2 separate regions of the Homo sapiens genome follow, and region 2 is linked to region 1. The links are chromatin loops, found by intact Hi-C in ENCODE. Cell type or tissue: mammary epithelial cell. All regions are shown on one strand. Links, peaks and the distances in the headings refer to the core of each region. The heading gives the core; the rest is flanking DNA. Region 1 has its middle 25 kb from the start of YTHDC1. Region 2 overlaps TMPRSS11A (transmembrane serine protease 11A).

The links. A loop is a pair of places that touch in the nucleus more often than their neighbours do. Peaks named below come from ENCODE experiments on the same cell type or tissue, not always from the same donor. Only the 100,000 strongest peaks of a DNase experiment are listed, where the experiment ranks them.
Region 2: a loop joins it to region 1, with 3 times the contacts of the local background. A loop is called at or near these places in 2 of 110 quality-filtered maps.

Annotation. Positions count from the first base shown.
Region 1 is chr4:68,370,663-68,379,989 of GRCh38, reverse strand. It overlaps the pseudogene MT2P1. Among named protein-coding and RNA genes, the nearest start is that of YTHDC1, 25 kb to the right of the region's middle. In mammary epithelial cell, for the core only: CTCF peaks have their summits at 3,847 (motif pointing right) and 4,357 (motif pointing left); a DNase peak (open chromatin) is centred at 3,819; H3K4me3 peaks cover 244 bases; H3K27ac peaks cover 914 bases.
Region 2 is chr4:67,912,926-67,922,252 of GRCh38, reverse strand. TMPRSS11A (transmembrane serine protease 11A) reads left to right here. Exons shown (of 10, transcript NM_001114387.2): 8 at 3,021-3,280; 9 at 7,523-7,665. Among named protein-coding and RNA genes, the nearest start is that of TMPRSS11D, 34 kb to the right of the region's middle. In mammary epithelial cell, for the core only: a CTCF peak has its summit at 3,629; no DNase peak of the experiment used is centred there.

The DNA of each region.
Region 1 (9,327 bases), core at 527-8,526:
TCTAGACTTTCTCCATTCTTACTACCACAAACATTGCTGTGAAAAATATTCCTAGGGACATGTGCAAGAGACCTAGAAGTGTAATTGCTACATCATTGAGAAAGTATAAAGATAGTTAATTTACCAAGTACTTTCAGGTTGCTCCCTGGAATGGTTGCAACAGCTTACTTTCCCTTAAGTTGAATGGGAGGTCTCTTATTTCCCAACATCCTCATCACTGCATGATATTGTCAGACTTTCCAATTGTTTTAATTTGCAGTTCTCTGATTACAGAGTAAGGGTAAGTCACTCTTCGTTTGCTTATGAACCATTTGGGATTCCCAGTTTATTTGTGTATTTTCTGTTTCAATAGTAGAATGCAAACTTCATAGGTGCTGTTGTTTATTTGCATCTCCATTCCTTTCCTGATTAGTTTTAACATAAATTTGTCTAGTCAATCTTTTAAAAGAAAAGCCAGTTTTGAGTTTTTATAGTTCATAGTTATATGTTTAGAATACGTTGAATGAATGATGAATAAGTAAAAAAGGAATGTCATTTGCTGTGTAACAAACAACTGCACAACTCAATGACTTATAACAACAAACTTTTTATCCTCACTCACCAAGTGCCCACCTACCTGTGGGTAGTTGTGGCTCTGAAGAGGCATATTGGGCATGGCTCCAGCCTGCAATTTGAATGAGGTCTGCAATGAGAGGAAACTGTTGTTTAGATTTTTTAAAACTTAGATTTATAGTTTACATGTTCCAAATTCCTTTTCTTTAAAATATAGGAAAAAAAATGATACCGAATATTTATGACCCAGTAAGCCTAGGAAAACATCTTGCAAGCTGAGTTGTCATGAAAATATCTTGAGTAAGATTATATTTGATTATTCTCTCTGCTTTAGTACAACTTAATATGTTTTACTTATATTTTCTGACTTTCATTGTAAAGATGATAAGCCTCTCCAATATGGCAAATTATTTTACTACAGAGACTGTCTTAACATAACATCTGCCCAAGGTTTATTTTAAAAAAAAAAAGAGCATGTTTCAGAAAATTGCATGAAGTCATCAAACATGTCTTATGTCTCATAGCAGAGTTGCTATTCAGTCAGTATACATGACCATACAAGTTGTTAAAATATTGAAACAATCCTATATACATGGTAAATAGAAGCCACTTTGAGACCCTGCCCCATGCCTCTGCCCCAGCCCACCAGAGGTGTACTCATAATCCGGACATGAAGGGCACAGCATCCAGGAAGCTGCTCTAGCAGTTTGGCTGGTGTCTGTTCTGATTGGTCAGTGCCCTATGTTGTACTAATTGTTATATATTTTAAATATCACGTCTGAAGATAGGAAATAGCGCAAATTCTCATGTACAATGTGTAAATAAACTCATGGGATTTTGTCGGGGGTGGGGGTTGGGCTTTGTTCCTCCAACAAATACGCACATATACATACGACATGCATGACACCTATGTATACGCTCCAAAATCTCTGGGATAAAGAAAGCAATACAGTGTGTCTCTCTTCCTGAAGCTGTTTATATTAAAGATGCCTCTGGCAGTTTTTCATCTAAACACGTTACAAAGCTTCACTTGTTCCACACTTTTCACATCTCTTGGTTAACTTCTGGATTGATTCCTTGTCTTACTTGAGCACATCCTCCCAAAGTGTTTTCAAACAGAATTTTTGTCAGCCTTCTGAGGCCTTGTGTACCTTACAATAACTTATTTCAGCCTTACATTGAATTAATTGGATATAGCATCCTAGCTTCAAATTTCTCTTATTTCAACAATTTCTCTGTCCTCTTTCTATCAAATACACTCAGCCCTATGTATCTTCAGGTTCTGCATTTACAGATTCAAACAACCTGGGACCGAAAATATTCAAGAAAAAACCAAATTAACAATTAAAAAAATACAAATAAAAACCAAAGCAGCATAACAACTATTTACATAGCATTCCTATTGTATTAGGTATCATATGTAATATAGAGATAATTGAATGTATACAGGAGGATGTATGTAGATTATGAGCAAACAGGCCATTTTATATAAGGGAATTGAGCATTCCTGGATTTTACTATGAAGGCAGTGGGTCCTTGAACCAATCCTTGAAGATACTGAAGAAAGACTGTACTAATATCACTCTTTCGTCCTGCAAAATTCTGTCACTGTATCTTACCTTTTCTCTCAGTTTTTTAGCACTGCTTTGTCCTTCCTGAGTCCTTCTAGAAGAGTTGATTGACCTGATCTTTCAGCTCACTAATTTGTATTTCAAGTGTGTTCACTCTGAAAAGCAGTATCTAAAAAACATCTATAAGGTTTATCTAATACCATACTTACTGAGTTATTTCAGTTATTAGGTTTTTCATACTGAATATCTCCAGTTGGTCCTTCATAACTGATTTTTCTGATTCATGTTTCTAATTTCCTCCTTTGGGTCTCTAAAAATATTTTTAGTCCTTTTAAAACAATTATTACACTTTTGAACATTTTTTTCTATCTGATCCATTCATTTGGCTTCCTCTTTTATTTTTATTTTTTTAGCTTCCTCTTTTAAAGATATCTGTTTGCCTACCTTCTTTTCATAATACATACATTCTTCACATTTTGTGATTTTGTTATTTTTTTCCTGTGAACATACAGTCCCTTATGGTCTTGGATGATATTCAGATGATTTAATAACAAGGACAGCATGGACACCAACTAATCCTAACAGAATGCTGAACATATTAGAACAGATAGATGCTCACTGTTAACTACCTGATATGGGCTCAATGACTGTCGTCCTAACTTGAGACTATCAGCTAATCATACTAATTAAGTGTACTATTATACCCTGATTAGTATCCTCAGATTACAAAGTTATTGTACCAAAAATCTCCTCCTAAAGACCCAATTCTGATGTCAATTTGATCTAAACTGGTTGACAACATAATTTCTAAATCTTTTCCCTGCAATGATTAAAGTATAATCCAACAGCTTCTTAAGATTTAAAGATAAGATTTTCAAGATCATAAAAGGTTTAACATAAGAAAGACTGTACTAATATCACTCTTTTGTCCTGCAAAATTCTGTCACTATGTCTTAACTTTTCTCTCAGGTTTTTAGCACTGTTTGTCACTTCCTAAGTCCTTCTAGGTAAGGACTAAGATAAAATAATTCCAAGAAAAGACCTCATGCTAGGAATAGTCTGTTTACCATCCAGCAAGAGTATTCTTTTTATTTCCAAATTAGATAACCTGCTACAATCATGAATTATTTTACATAGTTTATTTATATTAAAATTTAATAAAACAGTGGTAAAGTTTATCTGGTACTTTAATACTATTCTCTTTTTTTTTTTTTTTTCAAGTCAAAGCTGTTTTATTATCATTCACATTATTTCATAGAAAAAGGAATGTAGCAAACGTCAGGGTCAGGGTTGTACATAAAAAATCCAGGTTTGTAGAGGTCGCGTTATTTACATCTGGGGGCAGGGCTGTCCCAGCATCAGGCACAGCAGCTGCACTTGTCCGACGCCCCTTTGCAGATGCAGCCCTGGGCACACTTGGCACAGCCCACAGGACAGCAGGAGCAGCAGCTTTTCTTGCAGGAGGTGCATTTGCACTCTTTGCACTTGCAGGAGCCGGCGCAGGTGCAGGAGTCACTGGCGGCACAGGAGCAGTTGGGATCCATGGCGAGCTGAAGAGGCGGCTGGAGTCGGGACAGGTTGTACACGGGCTCGCTGGGACTTGGAGGAGGCGTGGTCAATACTGTTGTCTTTTTAAACTTTTGTTCAACATTTCAGTATCAGACTATTTCTTCTTTGGCACTTGCTTTCAATTCGCCTATCTTGCCACTAGATGGAGAGGGATGCCACTAGGTGGAGGGTGATGCCTACCACTAGATGGTACTTAAACTTACCTTCTTGCATTCAACAGCCTAAAAGATAGCTGTTTAAGTTTAACGTGTATATACAGGGTCTTGTCTTAATATGGTGAAAAATTAATGTTCCAGTTTCAAAAGCGAACTTATAACATCTTTTTTCCTCTAGGTCATTGAAACAAGAATTCTCTCTCTCTCTATCTTTCTCTTTCTCTCTTTAAATTGTTTTTACAGACGGGGTCTCCTTCTGTCACTCAGGCTATAGTGCAGTGGCATGATCATAGCTCACTGTAGCCTTGAACTCCTCGGTTCCCACCTCAGCCTCCCCAGTAGCTGGGATTACAGACTTAAGCCATCATGCTGACGAGCCTTCTTTAATACCTATGCTAAAACTCCATGTACTTATTTGGGAAGAAAAGGGAAGATGGTTAGCCCCATGAATAGTGACAATAATAATAATAAAGTTATCACCATTTCAGGATGGTGCTGTACATGCCACCTGCTGGAGAAAAAAGATGTGGGAGGTGTTACACTGACAGCCTGAGGGTTCCCCAGGAATTCATTTAGCCTCATTAATTCGGGGAAGGGTAGTTATTCCACCAGCAAATTCCAGCAAGCGAAATGGCAGCTTTGGACATTTGGGCCTCTCTAGTTTCTTTGAGTTATACAGTGCTTCCTTATAGAATTTATTTCCTTCCATGGATCTTACTGTGAGTAGCCAGATATCTAAATCCTGGGCTCATGCACAAGTAACCCCCAGACCTCATAAAATTATACTGCTGTATATTCGTACACTTACATTTCAAGTCTAGCATTTGCATCTAAATTCATTTGGCTGCATCATAATCAAGTCACATAATCTTGCTTTCATTTTAAGTCTTACAGGCTTCAACTAAGTTTAATTTTGAAAACAAGGCAGGGCGCGATGGCTTACGCCTGTAATCCCAGCACTTTGGGAGGCCAAGGCGGGTGGATCACTTGAGGTCAGTAGTTTGAGACCAGCTTGGCCAACATGGAGAAACCCCGTCTCTACTAAAAACATGAAAAATTAGCCAGGCGCGGTGGCTCACACCTGTAATCCCAGCACTCTGGGAGTCTGAGGCGGGCAGATCACTTGAGGTCAGGAGTTCGAGAATAGCCTGGCCAACATGGTGAAACCCTGTCTCTAATTTAAAGAAAATACAAAAATTAGCCAGGCGTGGTGATGCATGCCTGTAATCCCAGCTCCTTGGGAAGCCGAGGCAGGAGAATCGCTTCAACCGGGGAGGCGGATGTTGCAGTGAGCCGAGATCAGGCCACTGCGCTCCAGCCTGGGAGACAGATCGAGACTCCATCTCAAAAAAAAAAAAAAAAAAAAAAATTGAAAACTGTAAAAGGAACATTTTTTTTACTATATACTTGAAAGATCAAAAAAGAAGTGTCTATCTACCAATACAGAGCTACAGTAAGAGGTCACTAGACATTAAGTTATTTATTTCACTGGTAATAATTTTACATGGTTGAACGTTCATGTTAAGTTTCTCACCATGCGAGATGCGAGATGATTCATAAATACATTGCTGGGAAATACTGGGGAAACAGATCGTCTAAAGACTTAATTGCGGCCGTGCGCGAGGGCTAACCCCTATAATCCCAGCAATTTGGGAGGCCGAGGCCAGAGAATCACCTGAGGTCGGGAGTTCGAGACCAGCCTGGCCAATAGGACAAAAACCCCATCTCTACTAAAAATACAAAAATTAGCCTAGTGTGGTGGCGTATGCCTCAAATCCCAGCTACTCTGGAGGCTGAGGCACGAGAATCTCTTGAACCCGGGAGGCGGAGGTTGCTGGTGAGCAGAGATTGGCCACTGCACTCCAGCCTGGGTGATAGAGTGAGACTCCATCTCAAAAAAAAAAAAAAAAATCTAATCGTAATTCACTTGTGGTGAGAATTAAAATCTTCAAACTAGCCAAAGAAATTCATAGTTTTTAAATAATATGTCACTTTCCTTTTCAAAAGCATTGACAAATGTATTAATCATGACTGACAATATGGAACAAAGATTGCTGGAAGGAGTATAAACTGGCATAACTTTTCAAGAGAGCAATTTTGCAATCATTATCAAAAATTTGAAAAGTATTCATATTGTTTAGGGAATTTTATTTATTTATTACAGAGAAAATTACGTAACAACCAAAAAATTTAAAACTCAAGGGATGGTTAAACAAATCCTAATACATAGTTCTATTTCCATTACAATCAACATCGAATAAGCTTTCCGTGCCTTAGAGGTTAGAAGGTAAAAACTACGTTTCCCAGATATCTTCGCAGGGAGGGCTGCGGAAGGGTTTGGGTTCCGCCAATCAGATGCACCGTGTGCAGCGGCAGGGCGGCTGCGGTCCTTTTGGATGCTGCCAAGCCAGGCCGAGACTGCTTTGTTCTGCCAATGGCAGCCTCGGGCTTCTAGCGCTTCCACCTGACACTGCTGCCTTTGGATCGCAGGACTACCCATGCCATTTCTGGAGAATGGAAGTTGTTCCTAAACGCTCACACAGCGCCTGCCCCTACAATTCCAAACAGTTTGTAAGCCATCTAATGGTTTGCAGCCAGTGATAAATTCCTTTCTGCCTATTTATTCTGGAAGAGCAGTCTGCAACTGAACCATATCAAATACAGTATCGATATGGTAGAATATGGCACATCAATTTAAAAATCAAGGTTGTTAACTAATATTTAATGGCACAGGGGTAAATTCTGTAACTTTTTTATGGACACAATTTATTTTTCACTGATTTATAACTAGATCACTACTCATGCCAAAAACTATTTTCGTAACGGCCTGTGTAGTCTTTCAGAGCGAACAATTAAACACATGTGAGGAGTTTCGCTTCGTTGTAGGGAAAATTAAAAATGATTTTTAAACACAATACCAAAAGGATTTCCCTCCTTGACTCGGGCGCGATTCTGTGGGTGTACTACCCAATTTATCTCAAAAGGTTTTATTTTTAGGCTTAATCCGTGTATCAACCAAAGTAGCCTGTCTTAGAAATTCAGGCAAATTTGGCTCAAACTTATTTTACAAAATAGTGGAATTCCTGCACTCCTCTGGTTTCAGTAGTGCAACCAATTCTTGGGAAAGAGAAGGAAGGTGAGAGGGTGGCTTAGATATTTTTTCCTAACAATTGAGTGATTTTTTGCTTGCTGTCCCCATTTTTCTTTTACAAAAGGGGAAGGGAACTCTGCCTCTTACCCCTCTGATGCGAATTAGACCACTTCCCTTAGCAGGTAGAAGCAGCACAGTCAATTTTGGTTTTAAATGATTTTTTTCTGCCTGCATTTCACAAGTCTACTGAGTCATTACATTATCATTTGAAAACACTTTGTAATCAGAGAACACATCAACATGTTCTGCATATGTTTGGGATAAAGAATATGCAATGTAGAAAAAAGGTAAAGTTAGTCATTCAGAGGAAGGACTATAAAACATTTTCTGAAAATGCCCTTTTTTGTATTTTTTCTTAACATTTTAGAATATAATTTTAGAAAGGAGCATGCTTTGGACAGACTAGAATTTAGAGCTCATTGTGTGACTTACCTTTGTTGTCCTATTAAATCTTCCCAGGATGCCACTACACCCACTTCAGACCCGTGAGCCTCAAAGTGTCTAGGAGGCGGTTTGATATGCAGACTAAAGTGAGATGTAAGATCACATAGCTCTTGGTTCAAGTTTGAGTTCCTTTATTACTTTAGTTAACCTAAGTGTCTTTTTTTTCTTTCTTATTATGTTGACACTTCAGAGAATAAATTTCATTTTTAAAGATGTTTTATAATGGCATCTTTTAAAATGAGATTATAGGCCAGGCGCAGTGGCTCACGCCTGTAATCCCAGCACTCTGGGAGGTCAAGGTGGGCTGATCACCTGAGTTCAGGAGTTCAAGGCCAACCTGGCCAACATGGTGAAACCCCATCTCTACTAAAAAATATTTTAAAAATTAGTGTGGTGTGGTGGTGCACACCTGTAGTCCCAGGGAGTGCTGAGGCAGGAGAGTCGCTTGAACCTGGGAAGTGAAGGTTGCAGTGAGCCAAGATTATGCCACTGCACTCCAGCCTGGGCAACAGAGCGAGACTCCATCTCAAAAAAATGTATAAATAAATAAATAAGGATTATAATAGCAATTTACTTATAGGGCTATTATAGATTAAATGAGCTAATGCATGCATTTAAATTTTAGCATGGAAGGGTCTAAGGCCCTAAGTGTATGTAAATAGTGAAGAAATTGACCCAAACTGAACTTTTTATCTTTCCTCCGATACTGAGTATTCTGTATTCATTATCTGTGATTATGATGAGGACATCTTTTAGATCAGCAGTCCCCAGCCTTTTTGGCACCAGGGACCAGTTTAATGGAAAACAATTTTTCCATGGACAAGAGAGATGAATGGTTTCCAGATGAAACTATTCCACCTCAGATCATCAGGCATTAGTTAGACTCTCATCAGGAGCTTACAATGTAGCTCCTTCACATGCACGATTTGCAATGGGGTTCACGATCCTATGAGAATCTAATGCCACCACTAATCCAACAGGAGGTGGTGCTCAGGTGGTAATGCTCACTTGCTTGCCTGCTGGTCACCTCCTACTATGCAACCCAGTTCCTAAAGACCATGGACCAGAATCTGTGTCATGGGGGTTGGGGACCCCTGTTTTAGATGCTTTTTTTTTTTTTTTTGAGACGGAGTCTCACTCTGTCGTCCAGGCTGGAGTGCAGTGGCACGATCTCAGCTCACTGCAACCTGCACGTCCAGGGTTCAAGGAGTTCCCTGCCTCAGCCTCCCTAGTAGCTGGGATTATAGGCTCCCACCACCACGCCCAGATAATTTTTGTATTTTTAGTAGAGACGCGGTTTCACTGTATTGTTCAGGCTGGTCTTGAACTCCGGACCTCGTGATCCACCTGCCTCGGCCTCCCAAAGTGCTGGGATTACAGGCGTGAGCCACTGCACCTGGCCTTAGATGCTTCTTGAGAACATTTGTTATTTACCTCTCTGAGCTGGGTATAATTTTGATTCTTTTAAATTAAGCCATGAGAAGAAAATGTCAGAATAGCAATAATATTACCTACTACTCAGGGATTTAATAATATTTAGAAAATGTAAACTAAAATGGTTGTTACTAACAGCAATTTCCGCCTCAGAAGACATATACAAGCAGTCAGAACACTTCTCTCTTTTGAAGCAATCATCTAGTCATATTCCAAGACCTGACCACTTATTGTGGGCAAAACTTTGTGTCTTCTCTCTTCTCTCTAAAAAATAGAGCCACAGTAAAACTACTGCCAATAATGGTAACAATGTTATTATATTAATTTATATGTTATGTTATTATTATTGTAGCTACTTTTTTGTACTTACTGCTATATGCCAGATAACACCCATGCTTTATCTGCTAAATCTGCCCAGTGACTCTCTGAGGTAGATATTTTGATTCCCATG
Region 2 (9,327 bases), core at 550-8,549, 460 kb after region 1:
GTGGAATCAGAACAGTTTACAACCAAAATGAGAGATTGCTAGCATGATAAAGACAGGCACTTCAAAAGAGATTCCTCGGAGTATCAAAGGATTCATAGAGGCCCTTGGGCCACTCAATGTGACCTTCCCATAATAGAGCATCTCTTCACAATAGTGACACAAAAGACAAAGCTGAAGTGAAGAATAGCAAATTGTGCTATCCTATAATTGTTTCTGAATGCATACATTTTATTAAATATATGATTAAATGACTTTTTATAACTTTTAATCTTACTTTTCAAGATAATAACCAGTCATTTTTATCACTATTACATTTAGAATTTTAGATTTGTTTCTAAGTAGATTAACTGTATCGCCTTTCTTCTTCATTGCCAATTATTACAGTAATAACAAAGACTTCTTGAGTATCTCTATATAATAGGTGGCAGCAGGATTTAGTGGGAAAAATATGTCCCAGGCAGTTGGAGAGCTGGGCAAATTATTGAACCTTAGTGTATTAGGTAATAGATAGGCTAGATCTTTTCACATTCTTTTTGACCTATAAAATTCTAACTTTTGTTACTATAATAAATTTCATTTGCCTAGGAGCATAAATCTTTATAGAGACTCTTAATATTCCAAAGAATATACATATTAAGAATCTAGGCTTGGCATGGTGGCTCATGCCTGTAATCCCAGCATTTTGGGAGGCCGAGGCAAGAGGACCACTTGAGCTCAGGAGTTCAAGACCAGCTTGGGCAAGATAGTGAAACCCCATTGGGCATGGTGGTGCCTACCTATCATCCCAGCTACTTGGGAGGCTAACGCAGGAGGATCCCTTAAGCCCAGGAGTTTGAGGCTCCTGCAAGCTATGATTGCACCACTGCACTCCAGCCTGAGTGACAATGCAAGACCCCATCTTAAAAAAATAGTAATATATTTTTAAAAATAATCTACATAAATTCTTAATGTTTGAAAGATGTGAGAGCTCAGTAAGCTGATATATTAGAAAGCCAGAAATCCCTTATGCTGGTGTCTGGTTTTTCAAAGTAATGGGAAACTTACTTTGCCAAAGTTAGCCATTTTTGTGGTAGATAGTTCTATTTTTGCAAATATCTTTATAGCATTGAACACCAAATCTATACTCTATTAACTTCTACCATCAATATTTGTTTTTCTTTTAATCTGGAACAACAGGAACCAATTTTATTTCTTCATTCATATAACAGCTATTCTTTAGTTTCTCTTTTTCAGACCAAACATAAAATGAGGGAGAATATCCAAACCATAAGTGAAAATAAATATCATTACTGTGAGCTTTAGTTTGCTAAGGATAATGACCTCCAGCCCTATCCATGTCCCTGCAAAGGGCATGATTTTGTTCTTTTTATGGCTGCATAGCATTCCATGGTGTATGTATACCACATTTTCTTTATCCAGTCTATCACTAATGGGCATTTAGGTTGATTCTATGTCTTTGCTATACCGAAGAGTGCTAGAGGGAGAGGATCAGGAAAAATAACTAATGGGTACTAGGCTTAATACCTGGGTGATGAAATAATATGTACAACAAAACCCCATGACACAAGTTTACCTGTGTAACAAACCTGCACATGTAACCCTGAACTTTGAAAAAAGTATATATATGCACACACATATATATGCATACATATATATGTGTGTATATATATGCATATATGTGTGTGTGTATATATAAAAAAAAATATATATATATATATATATATAATTACCTCATTTTTCCAGAACCAACTTCCAGATGCCCTACCACATTGGTTCTTATTCTCTGAACATTCGAGACTTTGTCAGTGTCTTCCTTAAAATATGCTTCCAATAACTAAATACACCAAGACAGATGTGTGACTAGTGTCACACATAACAAAATAAAGCAGGAAGTCTTCTGAAAAATACAAATAATGTAAATTGGTGGGAGACAGTGTTTTATAAAGGGAAGAGCAGAGAGAGGCAGGCAGATATGTGATGTGAATCAAATAGTTTAACCTATCCAGGCTTTATTTTCCTTAAGTATAAAACACAGTCTTTACTAGATGATCTTTCATTGCTACTAAATGATTTTTCCGATTCCTGTATGTACCATAATCCACCCATTGCCCAAGCCCACAAGCTAGAAGTCAACCGCATTTACCACATTTGATCATCTCTCAAAGGACTATGCAGTCATCTAATAGACTTTACCACATCCATTCTTGACCTTCAAGAATCTACTCCCCAGAAAGAACCAACATGTTTTTTAAAAATGTAAATGAGACTACATTATTCTCTGGCTTAATTATCCAGTAGATTCCCATATCACTTCAATAAAATTTAAGCACTTTATCATGACCTATAAAACACTCTAAAATCTAGTCCCTGCTTACCTCTCCAAGCTCACCCCCAACCATTCTTTCCCTTGTGTTCTGACTGCAGCCCATCCAACCCAAGACCTTGGGATTTTTGCCTGGAAACTTGTTTCCCTCATCTCCTCACACTGACCCTCTTTTACTATGTCTTAGCCCAAATGCGTTATCAAAATAATCATAATGACCTGTTAGTACTCTATTCCGTTACCCTATTTTATTTTGTTCATAGCCTTTATCAATGTTTAAGATTATTTATCTATTTGTTTGCTTGCTTTGATCCTTTTCCTTCTCTGGAATCTTATACTCCTGTGAGCAGGCACCTTAGGTCCTGTTCATCACTTTATCCCCAGCAGTTCAGATAAGGCTCAGCACACAGATGCTCAGTAAATATTTGTGGAAGGGATAAATGAATGATATTTTATGTGTATTACAGTTCTAAAATTCAATAGTTTTGTATTAAATATCAGTTCTAATATGGCATTTATATGATTTTATCTTTCAAAACATTAGCAATAGATTATATTTAAATGATAAAAGAAAACTATAACTGCAGCCAAGTATTCTCAGGATTGTATTTCTCTTATATTAGCCTAAATGCAATTAATCTAGCTCATATACTTTGGGCAGCTTATATATATTCTGTTAATTTCTAACCTTTTCCAGGTATAAAAATCCACATCAATGGACTGTTAGTTTTGGAACAAAAATCAACCCTCCCTTAATGAAAAGAAATGTCAGAAGATTTATTATCCATGAGAAGTACCGCTCTGCAGCAAGAGAGTACGACATTGCTGTTGTGCAGGTCTCTTCCAGAGTCACCTTTTCGGATGACATACGCCAGATTTGTTTGCCAGAAGCCTCTGCATCCTTCCAACCAAATTTGACTGTCCACATCACAGGATTTGGAGCACTTTACTATGGTGGTGGGTATCTCAGGATAGCTAACAGAGCGCTAAGCCCTGTCTAAGGCAATGTGATTTCATCTCCATCAATATTATCCTGACAGCCATTTCCACACAGTCTGGTTGGATTAGTTAGGGTTCTTACTTTGTGTGACAGAAATTCAATTCACATTAACCAGTGCAGAATAAAAAACAAAGAAACAAAAACTTCCACAAATTTGGCTCATGTAATTTGGAAGTCAAAAAAGTGTAGTAAGTTTCACTTCAGACACAGGGGTTTATATGATGTCATCTGGCTCTGTGTCTCTGAATTTGAATTTTTTGCCCCTTCTTTTCTCTATATTGTCTTCATTCAGAGGGATGCTAGCTTCACCTAGTGTCAGAGGTGGCTAACAACACCTCAACACATCATCCTCAACAAAGAAAAAATACATAGAAAGGAATATTTATTTCTTTTCTTTGCCAGAATTCACATTAATTTCTATTGTTCCAGCTGTGTCTAGGAGGACTCAGATTGAGTGGCTAACTCAAATATTCTTTATGCCTATGTAGCAAAATTTGCTTCAGTACTGAAGAAGCTAATTTAAGTGTGATGGTGAATAAGAATAGTGTAGAGATAAATTGTCAAACTATTTGTCCCCTCTAAAAGTATTCAACTTGATATACTAACTTAGTCTTGTAAGAAATAATGATGATTTAGTTACTGAATGTTCTAGGCAATCTTAGTGAGACACGCTCTGGATTCTACCATGTGGTCCAGGTACATATGTATAACAAAAGCTAGAGAGTTTCTTTAACACTGGGCTTGAGAAAATGCAAAAGGGCTTTCTGAGAATGACTAAATCTATTTGCAGGATTCTATACAATTTATTTACATACAAGAAATTATAAAGAATAAGCTTTTGATTCTCAGTCTACCATTAAGGAACTAGGAATAACCTTTCACTCACATAGGCAGGAATCGGTTTTAGGGTCTCTAGATTTTTTCCAGATGTCCCATGTGGTTTTGTTTTATCTTATACAGAGTGAGACATGCATTGCTTTCTTTAAGGTTGTATTACCAATCACAGAAAATATTACCTATGGTTTATTAATTCTAGTAGATCTAGTGCTGCTGTAAGCCTGACACCTCCCTAGGTCTGCACTCTCTTGGATGGATTTTCTCTGAAGATAGGGCTTGCATTCTCTGCTTCATAGTGGTGGGAAAGACATCACAAATCCCCTTTGGCTTGGTGGGAAAAATCACTTTCAGGAGTTTGAGACTGGCACAGAAACATACCTGTCATAATGCGCTGTGAGTGGCAACAGAATCTGACACTTATAGAGCACTCCACCCTACTTGAACACGGCCTCTCTTGGTGAGTGACCCACAGGTGCTTTTAATCTATTAAATAGATTAAATTAACCTATCATTCTTAATCTGTTAAGTACATTAATAGATTAAAAGCAGCCATTCGTTACTCACCAAGAGAGGCTATATTCAAGTCTGTAAAGCAAACCTTAAGAAGTTTTTTAAAATTGAAATTGTACAAAGTATATTCTCTGATCATAATGGAATCTAACTAGACATCAGTAACAGAAAGATAACATAAAAATCCCCAAATGCTTACCAATTAAAAAACATATGTAAATAAAGAGAATATCTCGAAGAAATTTGTAAAAACAAATAGAACTAAATGAAAACAAAAATATATAAATATATGCCAGATGCTGCTAAAATAGTGTAGAAAGGGAAATTTATAGAAAATGCATATTATAAGGAAAGATATCAAATCAATAATTAAGTTCTCACTTCAAGAAACTAGAAAAATAAAAAATAAACCTAAAACAAACATAAGGAAGGAAATAATAAGAATAAGAATAGAAATGAATAAAATTAAAAATAAACTATAGAAAATTGATAAATAAAAAGCTGATTATTTGATAAAATCAATATTTTGCTAGAAATGTCATTAAGCATTTTTACAGAAGATGAGATATAGCTCAGGGATGTCCAGAATTTATGGGCTATGCTTTTCATGACTTGGAATACATTTTACCAACCAGTTTAGTTTGCTGAAGAAGTTGTGGATTTGCACTGTCACCTACTTACAATACTTAGATTGTCAGTTTCACCTTACTCTTCTCACCATTATTTTATTTTTATTTTTATTTTTATTTTTATTTTGAAACAGAGTCTCGCTCTGTCTCCCAGGCTGGAGTGCAGTGGCGTGATCTCGGCTCACTGCAAACTCCGCCTCCCGGGTTCACGCCATTCTCCTGCCTCAGCCTCCCGAGTAGCTGGGACTGCAGGCGCCCACCACCATGCCCGGCTAATTGTTTTGTAGTTTTAGTAAAGAAGGGGTTTCACCGTGTTAGCCAGGATGGTTTTGATCTCCTGACCTCGTGATCCACCTGCCTCGGCCTCCCAAAGTGCTGGGATTACAGGCGTGAGCCACCGCGCGCCAGGCCATGAATGTTTTTAATTGATGATATAGTAGGCAATATAAATGTGTGTGTGTGTGTGTGTGTGTGTGTGTGTATAATATATATAAACCAATTGTATTCAAATAACAGAATAATTTGAAAAATCTCTTAGCATATTTCTGAGTTACACACTTAAATCTTCCGAGCACTTTTAAATATGTGTTTACAAACATTTCTTCAGAAATAAATCTTGGAAATCGTCTTCTAAAGAAACTGGTGTATTAGGGTTTTTTCAAATGTACTTAGTTTTTTTTTTAATTGATGTATAAAATTGCATGTACTTACCATGTGCAACATAATGTGTTGAAGTATAGTATATGTACACTGTGAGTGTTAAATCTAGTTAACTAAGAAGCGTCTTATTTTACATAATTATCATTTTTGTGGCAAGAACACTTAATATCTACTCTTGTAGCGTTTCTCAAGAATACGATATATCAACAGTAGGCAACCAGAAGCTGGGGGTCTTTACAGGGGAAGGAGTTAGGGAGATGCTGGTCAACAAATTCATATTTGCAGTTAGGAAGAAAAAGTTCAAGAGATCTCTCATCCATCATGGTGACTATAGCTGATGATATATCGTATTCTTGTATTAGTTTTTTATAAATGTGTAACAAATAATCACAAACAGTTAAAACAGCACTCATTTATTTTTATCTCACTGTTTTCATGAGTCAGACGTTCAGACACAGCTTAGTTGAGTCCTCTTCTCAGGGTCTCACCAAACTGTAATCAAGGTGTCAGCTGGGGTTGTGGCCACATCTGTGGCTCCTTTGAAGGTCTCCTCAAGGTTTGCTGGCAGAATTCCTTTACTCGCAGCTGTAGAATGCATGCCAGCTTGCTGCTTTAACTCTTTAGGAAAGTGTCTCAACTCCAGCAAGGCTCGCCCTTTTTGAAATGGCTCAGCTGATTAGGTCAGGCCCACCTTTGATAATCTCCTTTTGATGAATTCAAAGTCAAACTCATTAGAGGTCTTAATCGCATCTGTAAAATTCCCTCATCTTGGCCATATAACATAACCTAATCATGAGAATGGCATCCCTCATATTCACAGATCCTGCCCATATTTGGGAGGAGGGGAATCACACAGGAATCTTGGGGACTATCCTAGAATTCTGCCAACCATGGGGTCATGGTTTCCCAATCAATATATGGTTTGGTATAAAGAATCCCTGAATGCTTGTGCTATTCTTAGTTTTCTACGTAGCCTGCCATAATAATGGTTTCTAAAACTCAGAACCTAGCTTACAGTCTGCAGCCACCAACTTGTAATACATTGGAAGTGAAATCATTGCCGTTTAATGCATTTATATATATATGATGTATAATATATGTATATTTCACATATATCTTATATATGTGAAAGCTCATCATAAACTTTAAATAATAAAATAAATGTACATAGTATTATAGGCATTTTATCAAGCCAATGGAGAAAACCATCTAGGCATGCAGAGTTTCTGGGAACAATCTGGAACCCACAAATAAAAGCTTTACAAAAGATAAAAGGCCTTCCTGAAATATATAAGCTGATTATTTTTAAGGTTAGATTTTCCAGGAAAAAGAATCCAAATGGCTTTCTTGCTTTGAGAAGTTTTTATAAAAATGTGATTGGACAATAATTATCGTTAGATGTGCCAGATTTAACCAGAAATTCTTTTTTCTAGAAACTGCTTATATTAACTTCATTCTGTATTGACAATTTTACCATGAAAAAAATATTAGGAAAGTCTGCTCACTTCACTCTAGCCAAAGATGCTGATTGTAAATACTAGAATAACTCTATTTTTCCTTAAGGGGAATCCCAAAATGATCTCCGAGAAGCCAGAGTGAAAATCATAAGTGATGATGTCTGCAAGCAACCACAGGTGTATGGCAATGATATAAAACCTGGAATGTTCTGTGCCGGATATATGGAAGGAATTTATGATGCCTGCAGGGTAAGTTGGAGGGATTTTTTTATATTACTAACTCAAAAATTTGTATCTGGCTCAGAATATATTATATGTTCTTTACATAAGGACAAAACATAGATATCATGTCAGCTCAAAAAAGTTACAAATGCAAATTTCACAGCACAAAATACTTTTAAATGTTTTATTAAGATAAATGAAGTAAGAGTTTCTCTGATGCTATCAAACAAACAAAATTAGAATTTCTTAACCAGAAATCCAAAGATTAATAAAGCAGTTTATTTTCTCAAGCGGCTCACATTCAAGAAAGAAAATAATCATAAACAGAGAAGTATAAAGTGATGTTATGAATAATATAATGAAAAGCAAATATTTTTCTTGAAGGAAACATTTTTGGAACAAGTATCAGAGAGATGAGACGTAAATAAGGCCTGAAGAATAAATAACATCCAATTTCAGAATAAGAAAATAATGTTATAGAAAAGACAAAAAGCATAGCCAAAATTATGAAGGTGTGAAATTACAATTCATATCTGAGGGAACTCCAAGTAATTGGTTGGGTCTCAGCATGAGGAGGATGAGAAGAGAAACAAGTAGATAACCATGAGAAGGTGGATTAGGCCATGTTGTGATTCCATGGGCCCTCCCCAGTGCCCTCATCTGCCTTCTAACATGGATGTTTTCCAGCGAAGGTACGTTTCTTCCTGGAGACACTTGCTTTTTAACATGAGATACTTTAGAACTCTAAGGAGGCCACTCTATGTGGAAATGATGGAATGGTATTGATATCAGGTGGCAGAAAGTCCTGTCCAGAGTCCCACAAACTGTACCACATGTGCGACCTCTATCAGAAAAGGAGCAGGGACCTATGTGACATAGAGGCTGGGCAAAAGCAGGATCTGGTCCACAGCCAGCCTCGGTTGCTAATAATGTGGAGGGAGGCAGGCAGAATTTAGGGATTCCAACAAAAGGTCCATACCACGGGGAACAGGTGGAAGGTGCAGGAGTCTTGGAGCAGACAGGACCGGGGAATTCAGGTGAACCATGACATTACTGAAAAGCCTTAGGAGGGATTGGTGGTCATAGAGATGCTTCACTGGATTGGGGAGCAGAGGTAAACTTGCTGCCTAACTGTGCAAAGTAAGTGATAAAACAAGGCTTTAGTCATAGAAAAATACAGTAAGTTATCAGGGCAGCGGTTCAGGTACAAGGATCCAAGACAGGAATACAGTGATTGTAATTGGGGCACATGGTGAGGGGCCTAGTCTGATACAACAGAAGTGCAAGCACCACCAACACCTCGTCTTTCTCCATAAGTCTTTCTCTCCAGAGCCCTCATGACCTAATCACCTCTTCTTAAGTCCCATCTCTCAACACTATTGTATTGGAGATTAAGTTTCCCCAACCTATGAACTCTTGGGCTCACATTCAAACCATAGCACCACCCAGCACAAAAGCACAGAGCTTCCAATCTGGTTTCTAGCTCCATACCCTAGAACCAAACAGTAAGAATCACCTCTGGAAATGTAGCAATAATATAATCATAATTTTTAAAATCCAGTGGAAGGATTGGAAGATAAAATCAAGGAAATCTCTCAGAAAGAACAACAACAACAAAAAAGACACAGAGGAGAAAAATAATCAGAAAAATTAAGAAAACTAGAGGATAAGCTCAGGAGATCCAACACC